Regions from separate parts of the Homo sapiens genome. Here regions 2, 3, 4 and 5 are each linked to region 1. The links are chromatin loops, found by intact Hi-C in ENCODE. Cell type or tissue: CD4-positive, alpha-beta T cell. All regions are shown on one strand. Region 1 holds the start of LOC105376548 (a long non-coding RNA gene). Region 2 has its middle 86 kb from the start of CSNK2A3. Region 3 has its middle 88 kb from the start of LINC02752. Region 4 has its middle 9.5 kb from the start of SNORD97. Region 5 has its middle 79 kb from the start of LINC02752.

Region 1 (5,000 bases):
ACACCAGGACAGGGCATCACTGGGGCCATTTTGGAGGCTGCCATCACATTCTGAAACCTGTTTTCCCACACACATGTCCCAATACTTCTCTCTCCAAAGGCACCATTAGCCATAACCTCTGAGGCATTTGTCACTTCATCCCATCCCCTCCCTCAACCAGAGCCAAACTCCAAAGGCACTGAGTCTTTCAATCTTTGAGCAAGAAAATTATCTTAATAAGGGCTCTCAATATTCTATTTCTTATGTGAAGATTCTCTTTGTTCTTCCTAGAGCCCTCTAAAGTTTTGATTTCTTTAAACAGAGAAAGGGAAGCTTTTTTCTCTACCCATTCCCAAGAAAATGTAGAAGCCAAATTCTGTTTTAAATGTGTGACTTACTACTTGATATTTGACCTCTTCCTTCATCTTGTATTCAAGAAACTTGTAATTTCAGTAATGTTAAAGAGTCATGTCCTCTGACCTGACCCCAACGGGAGGGTGGCCCTACCATCCACTGCAAAGCTGAAACACATCTGACTAGGGTTTGCAGATTTCTTCTGCCAGGACTCACACTGGGCTCCAGCAGCAGTCAGGCTGAGAAGAAAAGAGTAAGAGATGCTGAGATGGAACAGCTGATAGCAAAGTGGGGACCAGTCTTAAGGAGAAGCAGAGAGTGGTGGGATGCAGTTAGACATAGGATGTCTGTAAACAATTAGACTTGGGACTCAGCGAGGAATCCTAGAGCTAACGATGTGTGTCATAATCCTAAATAAAAGGCAGTGGTCAGAGTTCAAAAGAAGTCAGAGGCAGTGGTAAAATAGCAGCTGGAATAATCCTGGAGACTTAATAAAGTACTGAGAGATAGGTGCTAGGATTAATGGGCAGCATGGGGCTCAGAGAGGTATAGCAATTTGCTTAAAGTCACACAGCCCAAAAGTGGCAGAGGTGAACATTGAAGGCAGGTCTGTCTGCCTCCAAATCTCACTGTCTCTGCAGTCTACCATACTGCTGCCTAGATGACTTCTTTGTCGTCTTCTTTTTTTAGACAGAGTCTCACTCTGTCACCCAGGCTGGAGTGCAGTAACATGATCATGAACCACTGTAGCCTCGACCTCCGAGGCTCAGGGGATCCTCCCACCTCAGCCTCCTGAGTAGCTGGGACCGCAGGTGGATACTACCACCCCCAAGTGATTTTTGTAGAGACAAGGTCTTGCCGTGTTGCCTAGGCTGGTCTCGATCTCCTAGACTGAAAAGATCCTCCTGCCTCTGCCTCACAAAGTGCTGGGATTACAGGCGGGAGCCACTGTGCCCGGCCTGCCTAGGCTTCTGACTATTGGTTGACCTCCCCAGCCTCCACTACAGATCCTGACTCCTTTCTGACCTCCTTGATGGGTTCCAGGCTAGCTGATGCCCAGGACAAGGAAGTGGCAAGGACTGATGGACAATGGGTGGAAGAGCAGCAGAAGACGAGCTTCATAGAAAACTATTTGCACGACCTCAGAGGTGTCCTCTGCCCAGGCTGGGGCCTCCCTCAGTCCTCAGAGATGCTGGGAGAGCCCAGAACCTTAGCGTGGTGGAGCCTGGCTGAGCCTGGTTGGGTCCTAATCCGCTTCCTACTGGTTGACGCCACGGCCGCAGATGCTGACTACGATGTCTGCAGGCAGGACCCAGCTAGGTGGGTCCGCCTTGCTGGCTGTGCGCTGCCTTCTCACTAGGGCCTGGAGTCTCCCTCGGCTTCCTCCCTGGGCCTCTCGCACCTGAATTCTCCCCTCCGGATGGTTGGCTGTAGTTGCAGCACTGTGCCTGCAGGGGGCGTGAGGTGTGCTGCCCGGGTTCCCCTGGGGTCCCTACCCGTCCAAGAAGAAACACAGTCCTCAGGCTGCTGACAGCTCTGAGCTGAGTCTGTCTCCAGAGATTGCCCTCAGATGAGCTCTCAGCTGAGTCTGTCGCCAGGGATTGCTCTCAGATGCCGAGAGCCACCTCGCCCGTCACATCCCCTTCCCAGGGGCTGTGCATCCAATGTCGAGTCAGTGCGGGGGATTAGAGGGCCGGGGTCCTCGCCCTACCTCAGTGCATCTCTGCAGGGCCGTACCAGCTCCCAAGCTTCCCTGCAGGATTGCGGAGGTCTTCGCTGCTTCTGCATCACTGTTTAGCATCTCCTTCTGTCCCATCCTATGCCTCTCACTACTCCCACGGGCGTGGAGTCTGAGAGCACTTCCTGATAAACACCGCACACACCGTTTCCGTTTCAGAGGTGCTTCCGGAAGAGGGACCTGCAACAACTCCTATCTGCTGTCTTGGGTTAACAACGTGGGATCCTTCCTGCCACAAGTCCTGTCCTGAGCCCTAGCTTAGCCAGGCCTCGTGTGCACCACATTCCCTAACCCCCTCCCCTGGGCTGGGTCCACGGCTCTGCCCCTGAGAGGGGGAATCAGGCAAGTCCAACCCCTCCAGGGTCCAGCCGTGAAAGATCCAAGGCAAGGCACTTGGCCACCATCACATAGCAAGGCCGTGGCCCGGAGTTCTCCTCTTCTGCATCCCGACATTTCTACTATGCTCTATGGCTTTTCTCTTTAACAAATATAATCCAGTCCGACAACCTTTCTTGATCTGGTACCCCTGCCCCTAGTATTCTTATTTTAGAGTTCTCAGCTTTCCCATCACCAGGGATATCTTTTGTGTTATTTCTCCATGCTCTGGAAAATCCTATCTGCCATATACCCTTCATTTGCAGATAATAATAAATTTGTTTTCATACTTTTATCATCAAAACCATATGTAACTGCCAATCAGAGCTTCGGATCCATAAGAGATAATCACAGTTTGTATAAATATTGAATTGATATAAATTGATGCTTGTTGCTTCATTTAGTTTGGCAGTGGTAGTGGGGTGGTTATTGAGAAAAACATGCGCAGTTTCCACGAGGAACTTCATTTGAAAATAGCACATAGACATCTGTGACTGTTTCAACTGCAGAGATAAAACAGGGCCTTGACTCCCCTACTCTACAGCATGAAGCTCCCGGAGCCCCCTGCTGGAAGGTGCATAAAGGCAACTTTCCTCTACCAGACACTGAAACCACCATCCCTGGGCTCTTGGTGCCATGGAAGCCTTGCGTGCTGGACTGGATGCCTTCTCGTCCACCATCCCTGGGCTCTCGGTGCCACGGAAATCTTGGATGAGGGTCTGGATGCCTTCTGGTTTAAGGGGAAACTGGGCAGGGCTCTCTGTCCCTGCCCCCACCATTAGCGCCCCTCCATTCTTTCGATTTTTGAAGTTAATACACTGGGGCAGAGAGAAAGTGGGCACCACTTAAACTGTGATTAGCCATTTATCCCTTAGTTGCCAGCTAAGCCCTTTGTAGAGTTTCCTGACAGCTCCTTAAAGCCAGATGATTTGGGGTCCCAGCAAAGCTTTTCAGTGGTAGTTAGAGCTCCAAGGTGGATTGAGAATGGCTCCTGGTTTCTCCAGGTCCTGTGTTTGTAGGCATGACATGTCCAGGTGTAGGGGTGGGTGTCTATGGCAGCTCTGCTCAGCACACCATCGCCGGCCCAGAAGCACTGACATCACACATCACAGAGCTGCCCTCAGCTGGCGAGCAGGGCCTGGGTGTGAGGTGGAGATCCTGGGCTCTCCCAAACATGCACCATAGAGCACCAGCTTCAGGTCTCATGGCAGCCTAATCTTTACCCAGCTTGCCTCCAAGATCCTGTTGGCAGGAGTGTGCACCAAACGAGGGGCAGAAAAATGATCTACATAGAGATGGAGGAGACAGAGCTGCCCAGGGAGCCCTGCCTTGTCTCAGCTGCAGCCTGGTGTGCTGAGGTCTCTTCCTACCCAACCTTCTGTAGACTTCTTTCTGTTCTCCCCTAAGTCACTCACACTCTGGAATCTTCCCAATGGACCTTGAGCATCATGAGGAGGCCAGACCTTGCAGGAGGGGGACCATGTGCCACAGAGCTGACCTGTCATTCCTTAGAGAGATGTGAGATGAAATTGTCCATGCCTGCCCCAGGGATCCTGTATGGGGGCGGGCGGTGGGGGGGGGGAGGCTGCACATGCCTATGCCAGAAACCAGATTATCAATTTCTTTTTCTGACAAAATGTTAGTCCATGGAAGATAAATTCTGCCTTCTGGCATATTATGTATATAATAATATATAATATGTACATACATATTTTTTATATGTGTGCATTTCAATTACTTAATTTTTAATGGGAATCATGAGATATGTATGATCTTTTCAAATAAGGCTTAAATTAAAATACTTTAAAGGTTTTAATTTAATGATAGGGACTAGGAAACTTGAACAAGGATTTAGGTTAAGAAAGTTGATGGAGCTGTTTTGAGACAAGTCATTGAGTGTACCAAAAAAGATAAATCGAGTTAAAAATATACTTGCCTTTAAAGAAATACCACAGAAAAGCACCAGTTTATTTCTAGATAATCTGGTCTGGGATGCCCAATTATTTAAACAAAAGGTAACATATCATAAGAGAAAAACACAAATAAATAAAATATAATAATTATAAATAAAACAAAACCCTCTAGGAAAATGGCTGATTCGAACAATTGTCAAAGCATCTTCAGACTGAGCTTATCGCGTGCATTTTTTTTCAGCAATTGAAAATGAGGTCAGGCTCCAGTGAGCCCAGAGACCTGGTTTTAGGGATGCACCTCCACCTATCAAACCCTGAGTGCTATACCTTCATGCCTCTAATTGTTTGGGTTTCTTCCAGTCCCAAAGGCAGTCATTCAAATATCTCTTTGACTTTTTAAGCCTTCCTGATTTCCAGAAGCTCAAGCACTGTATCTCTTTTCATGCCCAGAACCTGAAACTGCCTTTAACAGATTCTCTTTATTTTCTTTAAACTCCTAAAAATATTATTCCTGGTCAAGCAGCAATACTGTGCCCTCCTTCAAGCCAATGTGCAGGGGCAAGGGCACCCCAGGAGATGCTGGAGGAGTGGTTGCTTTTGACCTATGGAAGATGACTACCTGTAGCTGTGGGATTAGGATC
Region 2 (5,000 bases), 110 kb after region 1:
TAGAAGAGGATAAAAGGGAAGGCTCTACAGTCAGCCTCCCTGGGTTCAAATCCAGCCTTTGCTAGTTATATGTCCTTATCGAATGATTTGGCCTTTCTGTGCCTTAGTTTTCTCAACTGTAAAACAGGGTGCTAATAATAGCGCTACGTGATAAGGTTATATTGAATATTAAATGAGAAAATAGAAGTACTCACCTCAGTGCCTGGCCATCAAAGTCATCAATTAGTTGATGTTATTATCATTTTTAGGATCTTCTTACACACCACTCATAATCCAGTGAGCTCAGCAGGTGAGCAGATATACTGAGACTGGAGCCCCTTCCCTGATGGAAAGGGGAGGGAGCCAGAGTTCAAAGAGCGAGGGGCTGAGGAACCTGCATCCATAGCAAAGGCCAGCACCTCAAACGCATATGGAGGGTTCGCATGGTTTGGGCAGGTGACCATGACCAAGGGTTTGTGTCTTTGGAGCAGGGCATAGCACTTACGAGTAGGTGACCCCTTGGTGGTAGCACCCTAGCCAAGGTGGAGCTCCAGAGCACCAACCCAGTGGGCTGAGGTTTTTGGGGACATTCAGTTCCTGATGGGAGAAGGACCTCTTCAGCCAGCACAGCAGACGGGGTAGAAAGGGCAGGATGGAAAGGCCAAATATATAACACACACAGTTCACCCATCTCCTGCTCATCCTCTCTGATACTCCTGCCTATGGAAGCCAGACCCTCAGAATCCTCCCCAACACATCACTTCAGGCAGCCAGGACCAACTGAATGCCCTTAAACAGATGGAGTCTGTTTGCGATTCCAAGGCTACAAGATCAAAACTCACCCCAGACTCATCTAGGGCATCAAAACTGCAGGTCCCTGCATGCTGATGGGGCTGGGGCTGTTCATGACCACCTTCCTTAGAGATAAGGAGGAAGCAAGCCTATGAGAGGGGGTCTGGGTCTCAATGACCCCAGAGGAATTGGACAGAAGGATGCAGTGCCAATGATGTCTTCAGGTGGCTCATGCTGTAATTGGGGAGATCTCTCTCCTGTCTCCTCTCTCTTACCAATAAAAGGAATGGTTAAATGTCAAAGGAAGTGGTATGGTTAGTGTCCATGTAAGAGTATTCAGGGACTGGGAGAGGGATGCAAACTGGCAAGACAGGATGGGCAAGTGGCCTGTGACATCCAGACCAGGGCTAGGCTGAGGGTGGCATGTACTGGTGACTCATTCCCTGCTCTTCTTGGCCTGCTCTGTATTGACCCCTGTGGGCTGAATCAGTGGCTCCCCCGACCCCCACCCCCAGCTGGGTTTGGCCAGTGGGAGGCTTTGGTGGAATATCTGACAGCAGATGGAGAGGGGGGTTTCCCCCCCCTTCGTTTGGCTGTGGTTTTTCCCTCTTCGCTCAGCTGTGGTTTCTATAGTGGGGGTTCTTCTGCCTTTGGCTGTGGGGTCCTGCTGGCTGCAGCCTCCAGTGAGCCTGCTGGCACTCCTCCCTCTCCTTGCCCCTCTAGCTCTAAGGGTAGGAAGGGCTTCTGCTCTTGTCTCAGGGTTCGTCACCCTACCCTAGCCATGCTTTCGAAGAACTTCGGTTGTTAAACTCTCTTCATTTCATCTCCCCTTCCCCAGATCCGAGGCCCCGACTCATATCCTGAGTACAGAAGGGGCTTTTTTTCCCCTTGTTGGGGAAAGGGTCAGGTTCTACCAGGAGCATTTCCATGATTAGAAACCAAAGACAGACCAGGCCCGTGGAAAGGCGTGAGTAGAACAACTTAAGGGAACAGAAAGTACTGGGGAGAAATAACTCTCACGCCATCTCTTTGGTTTGAGGATCATTTCCTTGGAGTCCTCCTTTAGTAGTTCAGTTCCTTTTGGAAATCCTAGTGTACCTCACCTGGACTGTAAAGGAACCTGGGGGTGGGAGCACGAAGGGAGCACAGTGCCCCCTAGAGGCTGTGGCGAGGGTGGCAGCGGCAGGAGCCAGAAGGCAATGGGAGGGGCTCACGGGGAGGAAGAGATACTCAGAGGGTACAGATCTGGACAACTTGGCTCAATTGGACAGGGACATAGAGACATTATGTGGTGACAGTCTTTAAAACCTGGTTTCCACGATGTGGCTACACCATATAATTTTAAAAGACACCCACATTAGGGCTAATGTCTCTCCAGGCCCTTTCTGCCCAATCTTGTTTCCAAAACAACAAGGAAGGTTAAAATTCCTGACTGTGGGTAGAGAGGTTGGCTGAGGCAGAGGGCAGGGCAGTGGGACTTGAGGGTCTTATGGGGTCAGGTGCTAGATGTGGTCTAGGGTGTCTACCTCATTCCCCTCCCTCCTGTTTGGAGCTGAAGGCAGGAGAAGGAGCATGGCTGAGAGATGACACGTTTTTGGGTGACTATTCTGTTTGTTTTACTGGGTTTTAGAGAGTGGTGACCATGGCGATAAAATCTGAAGGGCAGAGAGTGAATGCTTCTGTCTTGCCTCAGAACCCCCTTACATCTCTTGCTTGTAATTAGAAATGGTAAGAATAAAAGAGCTCTGATTTCCAACAACCTTTGCTTCACAAGGGCCATGTCAAATGATGACAGCCCTATTCTTATAAAAGCAGATTCTGGGAGGAGCAGAAATCCCTTTTCTCTATGGAGTCAGTGTGTTTGCACTCATGCACGTTTGTGTATCTGAGTATGTACATGTATGTCTGCATGTGTCCAACCTGCTGCATGTGTGTGCATATGTGTATGTGTGTGGCTATGTTAACCTGTGCGTGGATGTGTACATAGATGGTGAAACATGTGTACCTCTGTTGCATGTGTGCACAGCCGTTGTAGGGATTGTGTGTGCATTCCCCCATGGGCGAGGGGCTGTGAGGGAGTAGGTCCTGGTATCTAAAATCTTTACATCCTGCTTCTATCAGTCTTGTTTGTTGTAAAGAGCAGGGAGCTGGTCAACCAGCTGAGGGAAAAGAAAAAACATCAGGGTGTGTATGGGTTGGGTCTGGGAGGAGGAAACCCAGGCAGCTCCAGGGCCAGTTTGCTGCCTTTTGCTCATCAGCTCCTTTCTTTTCTCTGCTTAGTTGTGGTTTTCCCCATGATCCCAGCCTGCACAGGGGTCTAGTTTCTTGGTCCTCTGAGGCTGGCTCTTCCCCAGGTACATCCTGTGCATGGCCATGGGTCCTGGCCTTCTTCAATTGGCTGAATATGGTGTGTCATGGTGCAAATTCACAGGCAAAATTTGATTGGCCCCAGCTGGTCATTTTTGTGCTTAGTCATTACCTACTCAGCAGCCAACAAAATACCTGTCCATGGGTCAGGCTGAATCAGCTATGGTCATGGCACAAACAGGGTCACACCTGGGACTGTGGTTGGGATAGTTTTCTTTAAAAGAGATGTGGACATGGAGGACAATGATGAATGCCTCAGATACTTATGCAAAAATTCCCTGTCACCTGTGAAGTGCCCACCCTTATCTCTGTGGAGGTCAGGACCATGGGGATGTCCCCCAACAAGGAAGGACTTGCCTGAGCAAGGCGGGATGAGCGTAGGCAGCCTCCTGGGGCCTGGCCTGGCCTGGCCCTCACCACCCCTCCCCTATGTCCCTGTTCCTTGAAGGAGGGAGCTTCGAGGCTGAATTGTGTCACCTGACCCCAAACTTGTCCTAACCCCCAGTACCTCAGAATGTGATCTTATTTGGAGATAGGGTCTTTACAGAGGGAATGAAGTTAGTATGAGGTCATTTGGGTAAGTCTTGATCCAATACGACTGGCGACCTTAGAAGAAGAAGAGATTTGGAAATAGAGACATGCATAGAAAGAAGAGGATGTGAAGAGACACAGGGAGAAGAGGCCAAGCACAAGCCAAGGAGAAGACCCAGAACTGATCCATGCCATCCTTCCCTCACAGCCCTCAGAAGGAGCTACCCCTGCCAACATCTTGATCTTGGCCTCCCAGCCTCCAGAGCAGTGAGCCAATACCTTTCTGTTGTTGAAGCTCCCCAGTTTGTCACACTTTGTAACAGCAGCCCTAGCAAACTAATATACCTCCCCCAAAACTTCCTCAAAATAGGGGAGAGGATGTGGGGCACTAACACCATGCCACCAGGTGTGTGTGGCAGCCAGGACACCGGGCTTCTGACACTCAGCCTCTGGATTCACCAAATGAGGAAGCTTCAAGGCTGGTGCCTGAGCTAGTCATTTAAAATTTTTGATGAGACCCACTGAAGATTTCAGGAAGGAAGGGATCTGATCATATTTGTATTTCAGGAAGACCCTTGTAGCTATCACAGTGTGGAGGATAGATGAGTTGGGGAGGCTGTCTGTGAGTGTTGAAGAGGCTTGGGGAAGATTTCAGAGCTGTTTCGGAGGCATCGCTGCCATAATATACTGAGGGCAAGAAGGGGTGGTGGAGGGTGAGGACAGGAAGAGCTCAGTCGCGAGGAGTGTCTGGTTCGAGCACCTGGTGGAGGTGGTGCTGGTCCTGGTCCCTGGGCCGGGCCTTATGGGGGCCCTCAGATCAGCATTGTCTGCATTATGGCCACACGCCTGCCCAGGGCCCATCAGCAGTGAGAGATCAAGCCTGGAACTTAGAGGAGAGCTCTGGGGTGCACACGTGGATCTGGGTATCACTGGTGTCCAGGTGCAGATGGGCCATGGGTGGGGACAATCCGAAGGAGTGGGCGTAAGCTGCTTCTCCCAGAAGCATACTCAGGGACAAGCATTTGGGAGGTGATTGGGGCAAGTGCAGAGGAGTGAGGGATATGAGACAGGAAAGGGAAGAAAGGCCAGGGGCATTCAGGAGCAACTGGGGCTGAGTCCCTCCAGGGCCTGTCTGAGACTACAGGATCAGGCCTCCAATTTGCACCCCTGAAGGGTGAGGAAGCCTATCCCTTATTGGCTGGGGGTTGTTCCTATGAACCAAGCTCTCTAATACTTCCTGTCTGCCCTGCATGGGCTAAGCAGGTGCCTATGGCCAGAGAAAGGCCTCAGGCAGTGATGCAGGCTGCTGGAGCTATATGGCTGTTGGCAGT
Region 3 (5,000 bases), 130 kb before region 1:
GCTGAATGTGCTGCATGCCGCATGATGACTCAGTGTGTCTTCCATCTTCCTCTATCCTAAATATCATGACACTTTTGTTTCTACAGGATGCTGTGAGGTCATTTGTTCCTCACTTGTCAATGATCACATTGTTTGTGTTGAAGTCCATCACACTCATTTTTCACTAGTCTGAGAGAATTAAAGCAGTTCTATTTGACCCTTATGCTGTCATAAACACAAATCTACATGTGGACATAGAAATTCTGTGGTTTGAGTTGGTCATTCAGTTGACCCACAAGATATGAATATTGATTATTTTTATATTTTCATCAATATGAAAACAAATTAAAAAAACAATATCAGAATCTCATGAACTCAGAGAAAATGTCCAGTGGGCTTAGTTTGAGAAATACTGGCATGAAAAGCCCAATGGCATGACTAGCTCCCTGATATGGGGCAGGAATTGAGGGAAAGATCAGGGGCTTAAATTGCCAGAGGGTGACAAAATCAGTTTCTACCTGCTGTAATCTATATCCCAGCAAAGTTGGTCTGTTCTCAGATTTACTGGCAAACTGAGGCAACTTAATTGCTCATTCGCGTTCTGCTCTTCAACTATTATTCTGTATCTGGTATGGTGCTGCCATGCCTCTCTGATAGTGACCACTTGCCGTCCTGCCCAGTGGTAGGCTTAGGAATTAGGGGTCTAATCTGGCTGCTCATTGTCCAGAAGCACAGACTGGAAACTCTAGTCTGAAAAATGTTTATGCTATTCTAATATTTGAGTGTGTATCTGTATCATCAGGAGAATTTTAGATAATAGCCATTAGGAGGTCCCAAGAGAATGGCCTATATTTCTAGTTGTAAAGGGTCTTTTGGAGTAAAGAAGGAACACTGACCAAGGAAACGTTCAGACAACTACAAGGAATCCATGAGCTTGGTTGCCTTTTACAGGAGGGGCAGATAAAAAGGATATGGGCTGTAACTGGCTTTGATAACGCCCCAACCCAATGAAGAATTTTGAGTTGTTAAAACATGTTGTTTCTAGACTCCAAACACTGACCCACTTGGGAGAAAATGAGGCAGCATGGTACCAGATCTGTGGGATCTGTTCCCAAAATCCTATTGACAGGCTTGGTCCACTTGCAGGTCACCCTCCATGGTCTTTGGTCAACTTTTCTGTGGTCATCATAGCTTGATGGGACTTTCTCTGGCAGTTGTCCCATTCAAACCAGTTGTCCACAGCCTTGCCTGCTTCAAGAGTCCAAGGACCAAACCTCAAGGAGTACCTCAGATTGTTCCCCAAGTGCTGCCACTGACCTCATTTGGACTGACGATGCACTTAACAATTTGACTTTCCACTCTTATTTTTCCTGAAACTCAATACTCCCAATTGAGTTCTACTAGCTGTATTTGTGAAAAGTAATCACAAACATTTTTTTAGAATACAGTGAAATGTGAAGGAATGATTTATTGTGTACATGCATATGGCAGAATATGTGTAAGTGGTTATAGATCAGTTCTGGAATTAGACAGGCCTGAGTTTTAACTTAATCTTGCCACATAGGAGCTGTATGAACTTAGACAAATTACTTAATCTAAGATGTAGTTTTCTTATTCATAAACATGGATCATAATAACACCTATTTCATAGCGTTATTGAGAGGACTAAACGGGATAGCACAGTGTCTGGCACATAATTGGCACTCAACAAGTGGTAATTTATTATTATTAATTGAGCATTTATATATGCAGGCCTCTGGGTTAGGCCCAAGGGATGCAAAGATCTCCATCCTCAAGTAGCTCACAATAGATCTGAGTTCTTCCCAGGGGACACTCAGAAGGGGTCCAACAATCAGATTTGATGTCAAATCAACTGAATTTGCGACCAGAGTAAACAGAATTTCTCCTCATTGCCCGACCCTGATTAGGATGGGATTAATTGTATAGCCTGCGTTCTAGAATTAAACTGCATATTGAGGCTGAGAACATCCAGGTGGGGAGACGGGAGGTCAGCAAGTCCAGTTTCCACAATTTTATGGTTCAGACTTGGCCTAATTTGGCCATTCTGGGAAGTCTTAGAATGGCAGCAGAGAGGCTCCTCAGCCCTTGTTGAGAGATGCTAATGAAGAATTTGTGTCTCACCAATGGCTACTGCATGAGAAAGCTAGAAGGAACCTCAGGCCATCGTTTCTTACTAATGGTCAAAAACATATGCCTCAAGCATGATTCATAAAGATATCATTTTAGTCTTTGCCTCCTTATTTCTGAGTCAGTACACAAATAGCTTGTTTTCTGAAGCTTCAGGGAAGCCCAGATTGACACATTAGCCAGGGAGTAATGTGCCTTCTTTCTGGGCTGGCTGTCCATAATGCATTCAAATCCAGAAAAAAAGTAGGAATTTGTTCAAAATTTATCAATTGGGCCATTTTCTCAATGACAAACAGATGGCTCCTTTGAGTTATTCAGAGGGAGAAGATTTTTTTTTCCTTTTGTTCATCTCAGTTTTTATGGTTTAAAAGAATTAGTGTTTAATCCCAATTCTAAAATTGTTAATTAGTTTGTATTTGCTTCACTAAATCTGTTAAATAGATTTTTATCACTTTAGCTATATCTCTCTGGCAGCATCTGGTGTCAACTTTGCAGAAATAATGTTGGTTTTACAGCCAAAAATCAGAGGTTAAACCTCCAGGACTACAGATGTGACAGCATTAAAGGGAAATTCATCACCCCCAAAGCTTTCATTCCCATATAGTTTAGAATCAGCCCAAACATGAACCAATGTTCTTTTTTCCCTTTCATTCTCCAGGAGCACTGTGGCTCAGTTCCTTTTTGATTTATGAGTGTGGTTGTTGCTGATGAGATCTCCCAGGGAGACCTCAATCTGCCCCAGCTAGAGGCTTGGAAAACAGTGGAGGATCTTCTTGCTCAACCCCCTTTCTGTTGCTTTCAGGGGATTCCATCCAGGGCTAGGGCTATCCATCAATTCATTTGACAATGGGCATGTATGAGGTGAGGGCTGTGCGGGTACAAGCTCTGTAGTGTCACCTGCCGGCAGGGGGCACAATAGGGCAGAGCAGCAAAACGAAGGCAGTGTATGTTACAAACGAGCTACTCTGAACTCAAATCAGTGCACCTGGGGGAATAATTAAATGAAAGACAGCAAATCATCATAAAGGCTGGGGAATTTGAGTAACAGGGAAAACCTGTTGGGCAGCAATCAATTTAGGTCTCTGTGGTAGGCTGAATAGTAGCCCCTAAAAATATCTACTTCTGAATCCCCAGAACCTGTGAATGTTACTTTATAATATGGCAAAGGGTATTTTGCAGCTGTGATTAAGCAGCTTGCAACGGGGAGATTATTCTGGGTTCTTTGAGTGGACCCTAAAGGTAATCATGAGTGTCCTGATAGGAGAGAGGCAGAGGGAGATTCCACAGAAGAGGAGAAGGTGATATGATGGTGGAAGCAGAGATTGAATTGATGAACTTTGAAGATGGAGGAGGAGGCCACAAGCCAAGGAAGACAGACAGGCACCAGCCGCTGAAAGAAACAAGGAAACAGATTCTCCTTTCAAAGCCTCTGGAAGGAATTAGCACTGTCAACACCCCAACTTTAGCCCAGTGAAATTGGTTTTTGGGCTATGTACTACCAGAACTGTGAGAGAATAAATTTGTGTTGTTTTAAGTCACCATAATAATGGTAGTTTGTTGCAGTAGGAATGAATACAGTATCTTTTCCTTGCTTAATGCCAAAGAGTTCCACTGCAGCTGCCAGAGGTATTTTACAGGGCCAAGAGGAGATAGCAGGGATCAGCATAGTGCATTGACTTCTTCAAGAAGAGCTCCTTCTTCTGAAGTCCATCTGTAATACAGGTGTGGGCAGCTGCAGCCTGAAGCAGAAATGGGACTAGCAACTGGGAAGCCCTGTGTGATTGGCGAAGAACGTTTCTGAGTGTCATGGACCCTAGGCAATAGCAGACAGTGTGAGAATTCTCTGCAATTAACATATTTGCATAAATATTAGGAAGAGGCCTGATTAGCACAGTGAGCGTGACTCAGAGGAAAGTGGAGGGCAGAGGTGATCAGGGAAGAGGCTCTGAAGAGGGGTGAGGACAGAGATGCCACCCTAGGCACATCCAATGCTCTGATGGAGAGGGACTGGTTGTGAACAGCTAAGTTGCTATGGCCTTGCCCTTCAGATGTAGCTGTGGACAGTGGGAGGGGAATCTGTGGGCAGACCTCTGGAGCTACCATCCCCATTTCACTCAAATGACTCCAATTTTATTTGTTGGACACATTGGGCTTCCAGGTGGAATTTCACTTAAGAAAAAATTTTACTGGTGGAAAAAGATTTTGGGGGGTAAATTTTAATTTTGATACAATTTTACATGTACAGAAAATTGCAATAGTACAAAGAATTCCCATTTACCCTTCCCTCAGATTCACCAAGTTTGCATTTTGGCCTATTTGCATTATCATTTGTTCTAAGTATTAATGTTTTTTTTCCTGAACCATTTGAGAGTAAGTAGGCATTATATTCCTTTACCTCCAAATATATCAGTGTGTATTTTATTAGAACAGGACATTTTGTTATATAACCATGGTACAATGATGAAAATTGGGAAATTTAACACTGACAAAATGCTGTCATCTAATCTTCAGCCCAAATCCAAATTTTGCCAATTGCCTTTATAGCAATTTTCCCCCCGGTCCAAGATTTGATCCAGCATTGCATTTATTTCTCATATCTCTCCAGTCTGCTTTAATTTGGAATATTTCCTGAGCTTTTGACCTTGACATTTTTGAATAGCACAGGTCAGTAATTTTGTAAATTGTCCCTCAGTTTGGGTTTGTCTAACATTTCCTTATGATGAGATTCAGATCTTGCATTTGAGCTTGAAACTCACAGATGTATGTTGTGTCCTTCTCAGAACATGGTATTTGAAGGCACATGTGGTTGCTTTGTCTCATGGGTGATGGTGGCATTGATCCCTTGGTTACATTGTTGTCCTCCAGGTTTCTTT
Region 4 (5,000 bases), 360 kb before region 1:
GCTTAGAAAAGTCACGTCACCCTAGGCCGGGCACGGTGACTCACGCCTGTAATCCCAGCACTTTGGGAGGCTGAGGCGGGCAGATCACCTGAGGTCAGGAGTTCAAGACCAGCCTGACCAACATGGCAAAACCCTGTCTCTACTAAAAAATACAAAAATTGGCCGGGCGTTGTGGCAGGCGCCTGTAATCCCAGCTACTCGGGAGGCTGAGGCAGGGAGAATTGCTTGAACCCGGGAGGTGGAGGTTGCAGTGAGCCGAGATCATGCCATTGCACTCCAGCCTAGAAGAAAGAGGGAGACTCTAAAAAAAAAAAAAAAAAAAAAAAAAAAAAAAAGAAGCAAAGCAAAGAAAAGAAAAGTCACCTCACCCCAAATTATGAAAAATTTTAATAGGCTTAGCTTTATATCTTTTCTTTTGGCTTATTTTCTAATTTTTTAGTACTAAAGTAGATTACTAATTTTCTTCAAAGAATTTTTCTCAGAACAAAATAGAGCTCCACTGCTCATTCATTCACTCATTTTATTTACTGGTTCGTCCAAGCTCTTCCCTCACCTTTCTGTACCTAGCTGAGTTGTGAAGCAGCTGGTGGGTTCAGGGGAGGAGAGAGGAAGGGACAGAGCTAGAGGGCACGGTGGCCCTGGATGGAAGTGATGGTACTGGGGTTGGGGGCAATGTATTAGTTTCTAGGACTACCGTAATGAAGTAGCACAAACAGGGTGTCTTGAACAACAAAAACATATTCTCTCATTGTTCTGGAGACTAGAAGTCCAAAATCAAGGTGTCAGCAGGGCATGGGAAGGCTCTAGAGATAATCTGTCCATGTCTCTCTCCTAGCTGCTAGCATTGCTGGCAAACCTTCGCAGTCCTTGGCTTGTAGAGACGTCACTCCAATCTCTGCCCCTGTCATCAAATGGCACTCACCCTGCATGTCTGTGTGCCACTTCTCTTATTATAAGGACACCATTATATCAGATTAGGGCCTCCTCTAATGACTTGCTTACATCTGCAAAGACCCTATTTCCAAATAGGAAGATCACATTCACTGGTACCTGGAGTTAGGACATCAGCATATATCTTTGGGGGCTGGGGACATAATTCAACCCATGACAGAAGGATTAGGGGGCTGATTCTTCCTCACCTCCGGTCCTACACCCCAACCCTCAGAAGCACCTGCCCCTCCCTACACTCATTCCGCCCTGGTTACACTTCCAAGCATGAGGAGCTCATTGCCTCTGCAAAGGGTCCTTTACTTTCTCTCTTCAGTTTCTGTCCCCTACCCCAACATGCATTTTGGTGTATCTGGTATGAGCACCGGCTCCTGAGTTACAGTGTAGGGCTTGAATCACCACCCCATGACTTAATAGATGTGTGGCCCAGTACTTCAAAAGAGCATGCATGATATGATGTGGCTCTGTGTCCTCACCCAAATCTCATGTCATCTCAAATTGTAATCCCCATAATCCCCATGTGTCAAGGGAGGGACCTGGTGGGAGGTGATTCGATCTTGGGGGCGGTCTCCCCCATGCTGTTCTCATGATAGTGAGGGAGTTCTCACAAGGAGATCTGATGGTTTTATAAGTGCTTGACAGTTCCTCCTTCACACTCTCTCTCTCGTTGCCTTGTGAGGAAGGCGCCTACTTGCCCTTCACTTTCTCCCGTGATTGCAAGTTTCCTGAATTCTCCCCAAACATGTGGAACTGTAAGTCAATTAAACCTCTTTTTTTTTTTTAATAAATTACCAAGTCTCAGGTATTTCTTTATAGCAGTGTGAAAACAGCCTAATACAATGCAGAAAAGGCGTTCATAGCTACTTGCCAAATACATGAAAGATCTTGGGCAGGTGCTTTGCTTCTCTGAGCCTCAGTTTGGGGCTCAGACATGGGGATAGTGAAGGGGGATAGTGAAGCACCTGCCTCAAGGATGTTGGGATGATTACAAGGGATGACTACCTTGATGCATTTGGTCCAGCCTGGCATATGCTAACTCCTCGGCAAACATTAGCTACAATAATCATAATATGTCCTAGCAGAGCTCAGGATGCAGTGCAGGCACTGCACTGGTCTTAATGAGGGATTGATATTAACAAATGATAAAAAGCAATCCTCCAAAGGCAGCCCATCTCACTCAGCATAAAAGCCAAAGTCCTTACTGGGTCTGACTAGTTCTCTGCACTGGCCGGCGCCCTTCTCCTCAGCCTCAAACCCCCTTGCCCTCTGCTTGGCCAGATTGTTCCTCAGACAGGCCAGGTGCGTTCCCAATCTCAGGGCCTCCAGCTTGGCCTCCCCTCTGCCAGGAATGCTGTTCCTCCAGATGGCTGTGGAGTTCACCCCCTGGCATCTCTTAGATCTTTGCTCAAAGGCCACCTCCTCCTGAGGCCATCCCAGAACCCCCTCTTTCAAGCAGCACTCACTCCACTCCCTAGCCCTTACTCGCATCCCTGCATACAGCACTTTTTACTGCCTGGCACTGTACGTTTGTTGATTTACTGTCTCTCTGCTATCACCCAGAACGTTGCTTCCAGAAGAAGACTGTCTCATTACTGTTACATCTCTGGCCCTGGAGTAGCCCCTGGCAAATATGTACTCAGTACATGTTTGCGAGACGCATGGACTTGTAGAACAGTTCCACAGCTGTCCATCACTGATGTTCCATACCTAGCGATGCGGCCCCTCGAAACGCACTGGAGAGCTGGGCAGACCAAGGATAATTTCACAGGTAAGTCAGATAGAGCCTGGGGAGGTGCAGCGATTGGCCTAGGCTCCGAGACTGATGACCCGGGAAGCTGGGGCCTGCGCTCTGCTCTGTGGCTCGGCATGCTGTGCAGCTGACCTGAGCAGCTCTTGAGGAGTCACTGCTCATTTACCAGTCACATCGTCGTGTCATGCACCGTTGACAGGAGACCAAGCCCAGGGCAACATTCTCACTTCCCCCTCTCCATGAGCGTGACCAGTGGGTCTCGGTCTTGCCTCCGCGTGGGCCGTACAGGACAAGGGCCAGAGCCTTGCAACCCGACCCACCTGCCAGGGGTGGTCTCCCAGCATCCCGGCAGAGGGCGCTGTGGGACAGCGTTGCTGATCGGTCGGGGACCTGGGTCCAGCTCAGCCTCCTGCGCTCCCCCTGGGTCAGGACGGGCAAGGGCAGGGCTGCGGGGCGGGGCAGGGCAGGCTGTGGGACTTGAATGTCCTGTGTCCGCTACTCTCTGCCCTGTGCTCAGGTGTCTCCTCGTCCAGGGCTCTTGCATATTCTTGTAGGACTTTGCTTGGAAAATTGTCTAGTGAGAAAGTGATTCGTTTTTGGTTTGCATGAGGCTATGGTTGCAGAGTTAGAAAGGGAGGGAGTGTTGGTTTGCGGCAAAAAGTTTAGGGATGAATATTGAGTTTGAAGTGCTGTGGCACATTCAGAAATATGTCCAGGGGCTGGTTGGATGTGCGAGTTAGACATTCTGGAAAGGGGTTTGGACTCAAGATACAGATGTCATCAGCAGATAGCTGGTAATCGGATCCACAGAAGTGAGTGACAGTGTTGAAGGAGGGAGGCAAAACAGCAACATTCAGGGGCCAGGTGAAAAAAGAGGGCTTTTAAAGGAGACTGAGGAGAAGCTGGGAGAAAAACAAAGTGGGAAAGAGGAAAGTCAACTGGCAAGTGCTTTTGATTGATCAAATAAGACTGAGCTATACCCTTTAGTTATATCTAGCCAATGATCTTGTTAGTTCAGAAGATGGAAGCAGTTCTCCTGGGGAGGAATCTTAGAAAGGAGGGTGACATTCATATCTATTGGGCTGCTATGTGGGATGCTTTCCCTAGTGACTTTTACATATTAGCTTGTTTAGCTCTCATGACAATCCTTAAGTATTAACCCTGTTTTCTTTCTTTCTTTTTTTTTTTTTTTTTAAATTTTTGAGACAGGGTCTTGCTCTGTCTCCCAGGCCGGAGTGCAGTGGCACGATCATAGTTCACTGCAGCCTCAAACTCTTGGGCTCAAGCAATCCTCCCACCTCAGCCTTCAGAGTAGCTGGAACTACAGCTGCACGTTAGCCACATTTTCATTCATTCATTCGAGACAGGGTCTCACTCTGTTGCCCAGGCTGGAGTGCAGTGACGTGATCATGGCTCACTGCAGCCTCGACCTCCTCGGCTCAGGTGATCCTCCCACCTCAGCCTCCTGAGTAGCTGAGACTACAGGTGTGCATCATCACACTCAGCAAATTTTTCTACTTTTTTTTTTTTTTTTTTGTAGACACAGGGTTTCCCCACGTTGCCCAAGCTAAATTTTCTAAAATAATTTCTAAAATAATCAAGACTCAGATAAAAAATATCTTACCTAAGATCACCCTGCTTGTGTTAGAGATTAACCCTAGATCGATCTACAACTCGAGTCTGAGGTCTTCCCACTACTTCCTTCCTCTATGTCCACATCCTGCCATGTAGGGTAATTTTATTAATTCATGATTTGGTTGAACAAATATTTGAGTTTACCGGGCACTGGGCACTGTTCTAGATGCTGGGAATACAGCAGTGAAAAAAACTGTCAAATACTTCATGCTCTTCACATTCTAGCAGGAATCAGATATAACCATGCAGTATGTCATGTAATGAGACATGGAGATACAAAAAGGAAAGAGGGATGAGGATGTGTTTAGAGTTTTTAAATATATATATGAATTTCTTTCCTGCCCCTTAAGATCTGCAGGAGGTTATCAGAATTGACAATGAGGACTTTACTAATAAAAGTGACATTTGAAGCTGGGCGCGGTAGCTCACGCCTGTAATTCCAGCACTTTGGGAGGCCGAGGAGGGCGGATCACGAGGTCAGGAGATCGAGACCATCCTGGCTAACACGGTGAAACCCCGTGTCTACTAAAAATACAAAAAGTTAGCCGGGCATGGTGGCGGGCGCCTGTAGTCCCAGCTACTCAGGAGGCTGAGGCAGGAGAATGGCGTGAACCCAGTAGGTGGAGCTTGCAGTGAGCCAAGATCGCGCCACTGCACTCTAGCCTGG
Region 5 (5,000 bases), 120 kb before region 1:
TCAGGAGATCGAGACCATCCTGGCTAACACGGTGAAACCCTGTCTCTACTAAAAATACAAAAAAATTAGCCGGGCGTGGTGGCGGGTGCCTGTAGTCCCAGCTACTCGGGAGGCTGAGGCAGGAGAATGGCACGAACCTGGGGGGCGGAGCTTGCAGTGAGTGGAGATCGCGCCACCGCACTCCAGCCTGGGCGACAGAGCGAGACTCCGTCTCGGGGGAAAAAAAAAAAAAAAAAGAAAATGGGCAGAATGTATAATATCAAAATAATGGCACAACCGCTCTGGAAAACAGTTTAACAGTTTCTTTTAAAAAAATGCAACTGCCATGCTACCTAACAATTACAGGTTCAGGCATTTCTCCCCGAGAAATGCTTACATTTACAGTAAGCAGTGCACAGATATTTATAGCAGGTTTATTTGTAATAGCTAAAAACTGGAATCAGTCCAGATGTCCTGCAACAGTTGAATGGTTAAACTATCTGTGGTACGTACATATCATGGAATACTACTCAACCGTAAAAGTAACAAACTACCTGTACTCATATATGCAACAATTTGGATCAATCTATAGGGAATTTTGCTGCATGGAAAAAGCTAATACCAAGAGGTTGCATACTGCATGATTTCATTTATATAACATTCTTGAAATGAGAGCATTTTAGAATTGGGAGACAGACTGGTGGTTGCCCAGGGTTAGGACCTAGGGGAAGGCGGTTGGCGTGGGAGGAAGATAGGTGTGATTATGAAAGGTCAGATGAGGGATCCTGGTGGTGTTGAAATGTCTTCACTGTGTGGTGGAGGCATGAGCGTAACACAGGTGATAACAATGTGTGAAACACCCCCCACCCCACAAACACACACAAATCCGTACAGGTAAAGTAGGAAATCAGGATAAGATGTGTGGATTGTGTCAGTGTCAATCAGTGATATTGTACTATAGTCTTGCAAAACAAAACAAACATTTTGTTACCATGGGGAAGCTGGACATAATGTACAAAGACTCCCTCTGTATTATTTCTTATAACTGCATGTGACTTTATAATCATCTCAATAAAAGTTTCAATAAAAAATAAGTTAAAGCCAAAGCCTACGGGTTTTTAACAAAAACCTCGAGGAAAACTTAAAGAGCTGTCCACCCCTGCTTTGAGAATGTAGAGTCCTGGATAAGCAATTAAGTTTTGTTGAGACCAGCACTTCTTTTTTTTTTTTTTTTAATTTTTTATTATTATACTTTAAGTTTTAGGGTACATGTGCACAATGTGCAGGTTAGTTACATATGTATACATGTGCCATGCTGGTGTGCTGCACCCATTAACTCGTCATTTAGCATTAGGTATAACTCCTAATGCTATCCCTCCCCCCTCCCCCCACCCCACAACAGTCCCCAGAGTGTGATGTTCCCCTTCCTGTGTCCATGTGAGACCAGCACTTCTTAATTGGGGTCAGTACCACCCCATGGGGGTGTGTTTGAAAATGTCTGGGAGTGGTTATGGTTGTCACACTGACTGGGGGATGTCTTTGGTACTCAGTGGACAGGACCAAGAATGCTAAATATCCCGCAGTGCCTGGGACAACCTGACACATGGTGAGAATATTCTTAACCCCAAATGCCAGCAGCATTCCACTGAGAAACAAGATTAGATGGCTAAAATCTTAGCAACTATTTAGATAGTTTGTGCCTTAACATTTAAGTGAAATCTATGCTTATTCTATATCTTGTCATCATAAAATTGAGTTTCTAAGTCTGTTTATTAATGGACAAAGAGCCTTCCCTTAATATTAAACATTTTTAAAGTTTAATTTTTAAATAATAGTTTTAAGCTCAAGACTCTAAAATTGTTATAGGAAACATTTATTGCAATATATTTGTTGTAATGAAGAATATTTCATTTTTTTTGGAGAAAACAGTCTTTTTTTATCTTGTTTAAAGTTGTGAACTATATTTTCTGCAGAAATTTGATCTTCACCTTACCTAACCTTAACCTTAACCTTCTTAACCTTAACCTTAACCTTTGTGATGATGACATCACTGATACTGTGCTAATTAACTCAATTAGTAGAAACGGACAGTGTGAACTACTTTAAAAGAGAAGCATAGCTGGAGATAGGTTTTTTTTCAAAGTTTATTTTACAAGTAAAATATAGTGAATTTGATTACCTCAAAAACATAACAGAGAATCTCTTTTTCATGCCATTTCTCAGTAAGGTTTTTAGCTCTTCTCATTTAACTTTTTCTTTTCTTTATGAAGTCCTGAGATAAATGAGCCATTTCTGGAGGAACAATCCAGATGGCTTTTGCGGTCACCATCCTGGAGTATGAATTGAGGAGGAAGGCGTTCTTTTCAAAATGAGCCACAAGCAAAACTCCTCCTGGTTGGTCATCCATTCTCTGCCCTGACATGTTGTGTGCAGAAACCCATGTGACAGCATGAGTGTGTTGTGTGGATATGTGCTTCCCAGGACAGGATTATGTACAGGGGAGTTGTACAGACATGGAGTGTACAGATACATTGTAGAGACAAATGTTAAAGAGACATACAGTGTACAGAAATTGGATTGTAGAGATATGAACTTCACATACAGGAGTTACAAAAGCATGGTATGCAGATTGGATTATTGAGATGCAGGTTGTCTAGACACTGGCCCTGAAGGCATAGGTTGTGTAGACACAGCCTGGGACCAAGCTCTTTGGTCCTGGCCTTAAAGCAGGGTGTGCAGCATGAGCCCAGTGATGGTTGCCTGGCTATGTGCCAGAAGTGGGACTCTGATGTCTGTGCAGAGGGTGAGGGCAGGACGGTATATTCTGCCACTCTACTTTGAGCACTGGCTTTGAAGCTTTCCCTCCAATGCCATTCCCACCCCCAAGGGACTCAGGAAATGACTTCTGTCTTTTCTTTGATAGAACAAAGAAAGAGAGAGTTCTAATAGATGAGAGAGAGAGAAAGAGAGAGAGAGAGAGAGAGAGAAAGAGAGAACACCAGATTCAGACACAGAAGGTTCTCAAGGATGACCATGGTGAAGTCTGGGCTTCAGCAGGTCTTACAGACCACCAGGGGTCAGTCTTGGGTTCTACAAGAGGAAACCAGGAGGTATTTGCTCAGCACTGGTTCTCACCTGAGGACCATTCAGAGGAATTTATTCCACTTTAATATACTATGGTGTTAGCAGCTTTGAAATTCTTTACCGCCAAGGGGGCCTTAAAGCCAATGAAGCAGGAGTCTCAGGAATGACCCGTATGTCAGGCCTGCTTGTTTATAATCCTCAGGACCACAATAAAAGGCAAGTTTAATCGCCTGGTGATTCGGGACTTGGGGGCCCAAGTGTGCTAACCCACCCGTCAGGCCCAGGGGTCTGCCTGAGCTTGGGAGGGAGGGAGTTTGGGGCTGGGCCTGGTTGGGAAGCCTCAGGCCTGGGCTAGGTCCAGGGCTGGGCTGGGCTGAGGCTGGGGCTGGAGGGGGCTTCAAGTGAACTTTGGTTCTGAGGTCACTGGTTTTCCTGTTGTAGTAACTGACTTCACAGACTCTGTCAGGATGAAGGAAGACACAATGCTGCCAGTACAGCTGCTTCTACAGGAAGCCCCATCCCTGATAGCTAAGGCTAGACTCAGCTTGGTACTTAGTGATAAAAACAAGAACACTACCACAGCTATTGCACATTTACTATGTGCCTGGCACCACTGTAAGCACTTTTGTGCTTCTTTAATCCTCATAAGAATCCTAGGAGGTAAGTACTAGTATTATCCCCATGGACAGATGAGGGAAGTAAGGTTTAAATAACCTAAGTAACTTGCCTCAGGTCACTCAGCTGGTAAATGCCACAGCTGGGGTGAACCCAGGCACTCTGGCTCCTTAGCCATGCTCACAACCCACACTACTAGATAATACTGCAACGTTAAGAGCCTTTGGAGAGTCTATATGTCAGCCCTCTTGTGGCAGATGAGGAAACTGAGGCCCAGACCCAGGTCACATAGCTGGTGAGTGGTAGAGTTTGAACCCAGACCCAGGTCTCTGGCTCCCAGCTTAGAGCTCTTGTCACAATACCATGCAGCCACCATTTGCACCAAACCAAGTTGCAAGACATTTTAGCTAAAATGCAAGCTTTGGGTCAAGGAATTGGAAAGGGCCAGAATTATCCTACGGTCTCCCGGCCTCATGGGGTTGAATGCTTCATAACTAAGCCCAGGCACTATCAGCTTGTCAGAGGGTAGGGGCCAAGGACATGGCCCCTCCAGCTGCAGACAAACTGCTGGGCAGGATCCAGGCTGGGGTCAGCTAATAGCCCCTACACTTCCACCCCCATTTCCAGGCCAGGGGGACACATCCTGGACAAGCGAGAAAACCTGGCAGAAAGAAACAGAGAATTTTTCTTCCTTCAGGCAAACAGGCTCCTCTCAGATCAGAAACTGTGACAGGGTTTTCATGGGAGGTACAGGCTGTGATAGGAACAGAGAGCTCTGGTATAAGCAGCTCTGAGAGAAGGAGTAAATCATCTCCTGAAATGTTCTGGGCAGCTGCTCACTCACTAACAAAAATACCCTGCTTGGCACAGCTCTGGTCACTCAAAAACTACTCCAGGGACCTGGCAATTTTCAAGGTGTGGCTCTGCTCTTGAGGAAGGCAAAAGGAACTGTTGGGAGAAGAGTGCAGTGTGTGCCAGGCCCTCAGAGCGGGGATGCAGGGGAGCCCAGAGGAACTCTGAGCAGGGCTAGGGGTAGAAAATAGCAGTGCAGAGCTCAATGGTGCCTGCGCCTCCCAGCTCCCCAGCAACCTGCGCTTGTGCCTAGCTCAGCAGGTGTTTGTTGAGTGGAACTGAAATCAATAATGAGAAAATCCTGAATGAAGGCTCCAAACAACAAATTGCTCAAGTGTAGGACGAGGAAAGCTGGCTTAGCAGAGGCCAGGGTGCAAAGCTCTGGGGAGCTTTAGCTGAGTGAACACTCATTATGAGCCAGCTATGTGTTGTGGCTGTCAGCAAAGCTAATGAATCTATCCTAAATTGTG

What was found. A loop is a pair of places that touch in the nucleus more often than their neighbours do. Peaks named below come from ENCODE experiments on the same cell type or tissue, not always from the same donor. Only the 100,000 strongest peaks of a DNase experiment are listed, where the experiment ranks them.
Region 2: a loop joins it to region 1, with 3 times the contacts of the local background. A loop is called at or near these places in 10 of 110 quality-filtered maps.
Region 3: a loop joins it to region 1, with 10 times the contacts of the local background. A loop is called at or near these places in 43 of 110 quality-filtered maps.
Region 4: a loop joins it to region 1, with 3 times the contacts of the local background. A loop is called at or near these places in 10 of 110 quality-filtered maps.
Region 5: it touches region 1 in a loop (10-fold over the local background); 48 of 110 quality-filtered maps call a loop at or near these places.

The regions. Positions count from the first base shown.
Region 1 is chr11:11,154,377-11,159,376 of GRCh38, forward strand. All of the region lies in intron 3 of LINC02752 (long intergenic non-protein coding RNA 2752), which reads left to right. It overlaps LOC105376548 (a long non-coding RNA gene), which reads right to left and starts at 2,185. Exons shown (of 3, transcript XR_007062592.1): 1 at 2,045-2,185. In CD4-positive, alpha-beta T cell, CTCF peaks have their summits at 1,798 (motif pointing right), 1,999, 3,018 (motif pointing left) and 3,217; DNase peaks (open chromatin) are centred at 1,785, 2,215 and 3,015; H3K4me3 peaks cover 1,258 bases; H3K27ac peaks cover 666 bases.
Region 2 is chr11:11,264,275-11,269,274 of GRCh38, forward strand. No RefSeq gene overlaps it. Among named protein-coding and RNA genes, the nearest start is that of CSNK2A3, 86 kb to the right of the region's middle. RefSeq lists an enhancer at 862-1,363. In CD4-positive, alpha-beta T cell, CTCF peaks have their summits at 1,903 (motif pointing left) and 2,106; a DNase peak (open chromatin) is centred at 1,927.
Region 3 is chr11:11,025,242-11,030,241 of GRCh38, forward strand. No RefSeq gene overlaps it. Among named protein-coding and RNA genes, the nearest start is that of LINC02752, 88 kb to the right of the region's middle. In CD4-positive, alpha-beta T cell, CTCF peaks have their summits at 3,024 (motif pointing right) and 3,229; a DNase peak (open chromatin) is centred at 3,030.
Region 4 is chr11:10,789,587-10,794,586 of GRCh38, forward strand. No RefSeq gene overlaps it. Among named protein-coding and RNA genes, the nearest start is that of SNORD97, 9.5 kb to the right of the region's middle. RefSeq lists enhancers at 2,272-2,821, 2,822-3,371 and a silencer at 3,032-3,171. In CD4-positive, alpha-beta T cell, CTCF peaks have their summits at 3,044 (motif pointing right) and 3,243; a DNase peak (open chromatin) is centred at 3,055.
Region 5 is chr11:11,033,966-11,038,965 of GRCh38, forward strand. No RefSeq gene overlaps it. Among named protein-coding and RNA genes, the nearest start is that of LINC02752, 79 kb to the right of the region's middle. RefSeq lists enhancers at 2,878-3,378, 3,379-3,879. In CD4-positive, alpha-beta T cell, a CTCF peak has its summit at 3,045 (motif pointing right); a DNase peak (open chromatin) is centred at 3,066.